Linked DNA regions of Mus musculus: region 1 is linked to region 2. A link is a contact called in ENCODE Hi-C or POLR2A ChIA-PET data. All regions are on one chromosome and are shown on one strand. Each heading gives the region's core, a stretch centred on a gene start or an enhancer-like site at or near the end of the contact. The rest is flanking DNA. Distances are from core to core; before and after follow the strand shown. Region 1 has its middle 17 kb from the start of Gm28178. Region 2 overlaps Nab1 (Ngfi-A binding protein 1).

What was found. Hi-C counts contacts between places; a loop is a spot of excess contacts on that map. ChIA-PET counts read pairs that join two places held with the same protein, here RNA polymerase II (POLR2A).
Region 1: a map of left cerebral cortex shows a loop between it and region 2 (2.3-fold over the local background). The contact joins two enhancer-like sites. A Hi-C loop is called at or near these places in 1 of 37 maps with a recorded cell type or tissue (left cerebral cortex). POLR2A ChIA-PET finds 5 or more read pairs at or near these places in 1 of 5 experiments (Patski).

Annotation. Positions count from the first base shown.
Region 1 is chr1:52,596,060-52,598,759 of GRCm38, reverse strand. It overlaps a transcript of Nemp2 not described here. Among named protein-coding and RNA genes, the nearest start is that of Gm28178, 17 kb to the right of the region's middle. Within about 2 kb of position 1,364, at least 1 of the 3 ENCODE cell types and tissues checked has a DNase peak (open chromatin) inside an H3K27ac peak, as active enhancers do.
Region 2 is chr1:52,463,514-52,466,328 of GRCm38, reverse strand. It overlaps Nab1 (Ngfi-A binding protein 1), which reads left to right. Exons shown (of 8, transcript NM_008667.3): 6 at 1,382-1,544. Among named protein-coding and RNA genes, the nearest start is that of Gm23460, 20 kb to the right of the region's middle. Within about 2 kb of position 1,364, at least 1 of the 3 ENCODE cell types and tissues checked has a DNase peak (open chromatin) inside an H3K27ac peak, as active enhancers do.

The sequences.
Region 1 (2,700 bases), core at 115-2,614, 130 kb before region 2:
TGGGGTCTTCCGTACCCCAGGTTAGCCTCAAACTTCCTATAAACTGAGACAGTCTTTAACCTGATCCCCCTGCCTCTGCTTTCCCAGTGCTGGGATCACAGCTGGGTAGCGCCATGTCCCACCCACGTTTGCTTTTGATTAATTGTACAGACTCCCACTCCATAGCCAAGTCCTTCTACGTTCTCTCTCCATGCCTAAATCAGTAGGCAGCATGTGGCAGTTTATCTCCATGAACCATGGCTCCCTGTCTGCCTCATGTTACCATGCCATTTCAGGCTTGAATGCAGTAGATTTTAAAATCCCATATAAGGTTAGAACAGTGACACTATCTCTTTAGGGCATTAAGGATTATTTTGGATGGAAACTCTAAGCTCATCTTCCACTCATCCCTGGCTCTGCCCGGGTCCTACTTGTGCACAAAGGCAACTCTGAGGTCACTTTTACAAGAGAGGACAGGCAGAAAAAGTGCCCTGCAAAAGACATGGGAATGTTCAACACCAATTATCAGGCGGAAAAAAAGAAATAGCCACAGACCAGAAATAACTTAAGTAATAATTTTAAAACTTTAGATCATCCATCGGTAAAGCAGCCTGGTCAGCTGGACTCTGCTTCAGTTTTGACTCCCAGTTTTCTAAGGCTTTTTAAAAATGCTTGGACTGTTTCCTTGAGACATTCGCATGCAAAGCTGTGGCTGCTGTCTCCAGCCGCCCACACATACCTGCCCTCCTCCTCCCTCTGACTCAGCGCCCAGCCTCCGCCCACGCCCGCTGACTCGGTGACCCGCACCCACTTCCCACAAACCTACGCGCTCCTCTCCTTCACACAGGTACAAATATTCACACTCCCACTGCTCAGCAAACAACGCACACTACTAATGGGGGGGAGGGGGAGGCATGCTTTTCCTAATGACCATTATGTTTCTTTTAATTCACAAGCTTTACACAGCACAATGAGTAGCTGATGAACTTATTTATGCTTAAATTGGTTTTTCAAAACTCCCTCGTGTTCAAAACTGGATTATTCTATTTTTAAAAAACTCCACCAAAAAAAAAAAAATGTATACACCGAGTGTTGCACCTTTTTTTTTTTTCTTTTTTCTTTTTTCAGGAAGAACAGATGCCCTAGGGTTTGTCCAAATTAAAACTTTTTACTCACATTTTCAGCGATGGCTACACAAAGGCTCACTGGGCTGGGTATTCGCCGTGAGGGTGTTTGAGCTACAGCTGGCATCAGCAGGCTGCCTGACAAGATTAATTGGCAGTGAATTAGACCAGTGCAGTCCAGAGCCAACACCAAAAAGGAGGACCAGCCCACTCATGAGGCCCTGCCAACGCCCAGAGATCTGCTGAGCGTGGGCTGGGGGAAGGCAGGGAGGCCAGTCTCTGCTGCCTTTGTGTTCTCACGGCTCGTACAAGGGTTCATAGCAACGGTTTCTTTCTTTTGCTGTGCATTTGTGTGATATCTGTGTGTCTTGCTACACTGATGCCACAGCGCATGTGCAGAGGTCAGAGGACAACCTTAAGTGTGTCCCCTTCCCTTCCACCTTGTTTTAGGTAGGGTCTCCTGTTCACAGCAGCATGGGACAGGGCTGGACATCCTGATGGCTCCCCATGACTGCCATCAGCTCTGTGTGGGTGCGGAGGTCTGAACTTGGGTCCTTACACTTGTGACCAGAGCTTTATCCTCTGAGCCATCTCCCCAGGCCCCATGGCAACTCTTTTTATTTTTTCCGGGGCTTGATACTATTCTATGTCACAGATGTGAGCAGAAGCAATTCTATTGTAACTCACCTCCTCTTTAAGAAGAGATGCAAGCCAAATCTGGATTTTAAGGAGTGGTGGGTTGCTTTGTGTTTGCTGCTTTGCTTTATCATTCATAATTGATGTGAATTCTTCTGGGAGAAGCAGCGGCCATTTCTGCTCTTCTTCTATCTCTAACAATTGAGAATGTTAGATCTACAATATGCTGGACAGGGAACTGGGAAAAGGATTTCTATCTGGGCCAGACCTCTCAGCCCTCAGTGGTGGGGCCAGTTTTAATCATCTCTGTCCACCTGTCTCACATTCTTTGCTTGAATTTCTACAATTTGATCTGCTTCTGTGCACTTTAGCATTTCTCTGTATTATCCTTAAACTTGAAAGTCTTCTTGGCTCCTTGGAACTTTTTAAGCACTTCTTTGTATGTTTAACTTTGTATCGTTATAGAAAGCAAAGCTCTTCACCACAAGTCCCCATATAAAAAGATGCAAAAGCAAAAAGCAAGTGTCTCACTTCTTAGCCACTGTGCTGGTATGACTACCACCAGGTTCCAAGAAGCTAACTTCCAACAAAATATGGCAGAGTGAACATAAGAATGTCTGTCTTCTGGCTAGGCCAGCAGAGCAGTGTGAGCAAATGAGAGCCTTTGGTTACCACGCTGTGCTCTGTTTGTGTCTCCTGAGAGTTCAAACTCTGTAGTCATCAGTGTAGCCCTGATAGGAAGCAACTGAGCCTCTCGGTTGAGATTAGCAGAAGGTGATTGGGTCCTTGTTTGACAGGTGAGTAAACCTCTTTCTTCATGTGCTACCCAGATATTTTGTTACAATAACAACAGCCAAAAAAAAAAAAAAAAAAAAAAAAAAGTGAACTGACATGTTTGTTGGAAGAGAATGGAGGGGTTAATAGTCCCACTGTAAATACGAGCTGAAGCCTAGATATGAAT
Region 2 (2,815 bases), core at 115-2,614:
TCTTATTTGTTCTTCTAGCTGGCTGCAGAGCCCCAGGAACCCAGCTGGATCTGCTCCCCACTACTGGAGTCATGGCGCATACCTCCCAGCTCAGTTCTTCATGCTGGAGTCATGGCGCATACCTCCCAGCTCAGTTCTTCATGTGGGTGCTGGGATTTGAATTTGGTTTCTCAGGCTTCTACAGCCAGTACTGTGTGCTACAATAGCTATCCTCCTACCCCAAAATCTTAGTCAATTTTTAACTATGTATGTGCTCAGAAGTGGACATTTCCAAAGTCCGTGTGTGAATGTCCCTTTTAGACAGAACTGCAGACCTGTTTGCAGGCCCGTTTAGTATTGCCAAACCTTGCTACTATGTTTCCCTCCCAGAATGGCCTGTTGAAATGTCCCCAGTTAACTTGCCAAAATGAAGTTGTTACCTTTGATCTGGTTTGTACATGTCTAGAAAAGTAATAAGGGTATTTCTTCTGTTTTTTAATCCATTATGTGTTCCATCTATTGATTTTTAAAATTGTGAATCATGACTTTTGTAACCAATTTTACATAGTGGCATTCTTATAGTACTTTTATATAACATGATAATGAATCATATCTGCATTTTGACTATTACTTCATTGGCAAATGTCATATAGACACACTGCTTTGAATATCACATGCAAGTAATTTAAAGCAGAACACAGAAAAGGAGCCTCTAAAACACGTGCAGAGGTGACCTCATATGTCACACAGCAGCCTTCTGTTTCAAACATGTCCATCTATGCGTGGTTTGGAAATGCTGCTTCACTCTGGGATGGAGGCAGAGATCCTTGCTGGCAGGGATGCCTCTCTGCATAATTTGCATTGTTTAATTTTGGTGGGAGGTGTGTTTGTCTTGTTCTTCTAGACAAGCATTTTACACCTTTTCTCCTCCAAGCAGGCTGTCATCATAGCAGAATCTGGGTAGCGCCAAATCCTAAAATAAGATGCCAGGATTTCACCCTGTGCTCAAAGCAGTTGACAGCAGATGTTGCTGCTGCTCTTAGGCTCTTTTTTTCCATCTTCTTTCTTTCTTGATTTCTTTTCTTTTTTTCTATTTTAGAAAGAAGGGGAAATCCTTTAAAGGACTCAGAACCTTGGGAAACAAAGTGAAGCTTACATTGGCTTTGAGTTTACATAGAGTTCTCTTTATGGGACTGAAAGGAAACCTTTTGAACAAACCTGGTGTCTTACATGACACAAGCATGCATTCATAGTTATGGAGGCAGATATACATCCACAGGAAGTGTGAGCTCCTTTTAATAAATACTAAATGCATTCGCTGGTGTCTCAAATTAGCAGCATCAGGCCATGAAGAAATCTAGAATGCTTTAGTTATTGCTTTTATCTTTGCTTTACTCACTAGCAGGCTGAAAAGGGGATGGCGAAGCAGATGGAGCTCCTGTGTGCCCAGGCCGGGTATGAGAGGCTGCAGCAGGAGAGGAGACTCACGGCCGGGCTCTACAGGCAGAGCTCCGGCGAGCAGAGCCCTGATGGCGGCCTGCCTTCTGATAGCTCTGATGGACAAGGTGAGCCTCTGCAGTGACTGGCCACTTGCCTCTCAAAGAGAAGTGGGGAGAATGGATTCCTTTATGTCTTGAAGGGATCATATCTGCAGAAATCCATTTTCACTAGTCCCTTTTCAGAGGAAAGTGGTCATCCTGCATCCTGTATATTTTAATTTCTAAAAGTCCTTACGTTTTATTATTCCTGTACTGTAGCTTGCGCATGTGTAGAGGCTTGGTCAGGACAGGGATGTGCGAATACAGCCCATTTCCCCTAAGAAACAGATTCCGTCAAAGATGCTGCTTTGCTGATAGCACCTGTTTCCTTGTGGTGCTAGGATTGAACCCAGGGCCTTCCACTGAAGTACACCCTCACCTTTTCCAAACGACAGAAACATCGTTCTTTAAATTTCAAAAATCAATTTGTCTAAAATGTATATTTGTTTCCTAACACAAGTCTGTGTTAGAAAGCTGAGTCATGAGTGTTTTTACTACTCTGAAAAAAAAAATGTTTTTGGCTTTTCTCCTGTCTTCAGTATGAAGAAAACCCCATGTCATTGTCATCCACTCATTGAAAAGGTTTTTTGAAGTGTTTTCTATATGCCAGGCAGGCCTCCAAGGCCAGAAGGCAGAGCAGTGCAAAAGACATCCTTGCTTATGCACAGCTTAGCTTCAAGTAGCGAGGAATGGTGTGTAGCCCTGTAAATCGGTCCTTAGCTTCAATATCAGTAAATAGTATACTGAAGGATATTGTCTTATTTTATGTATTATTTACTTTCTAGTAAGTGCTTAGTATTGTTAATAATTTCTTTCACCAAGTAAGAGTCCATCTTTTAAAACATGATTTAAGTTCATAACTTAACCTGTTAAAAAGTAACAGGTTTTGATGTGGTATTTCATGCAGTATTTTCCTCCCTCCAACAGCCCCTTTCTTGTAACACATACCATATTACACTCTCTCCCTTCACCCTCCATAAAATCCCTTCTTCCTATCATCCCCTTTCTGGTTTCATCACACACACACACACACACACACACACACACACACACACACACACACACACACACACATATATGCGTGTGCAGTGTGCGCGTGTGTGCATCTAGGTTCAACATACAAAAGAAACTGTGGAGTTGATCTCTCAGTTTGGCTTACCTCACTTAATGTAATATGATTCCCAACCTATCTGCTTCCCTGTGTTATCATTTTACTTTTCTTTCTGGCTGGCTGAATAAAACTCCCCCATGCACCTGTACCTCGTGTTCTTTATCTGCTCTTCTGCTGGTGGACATCT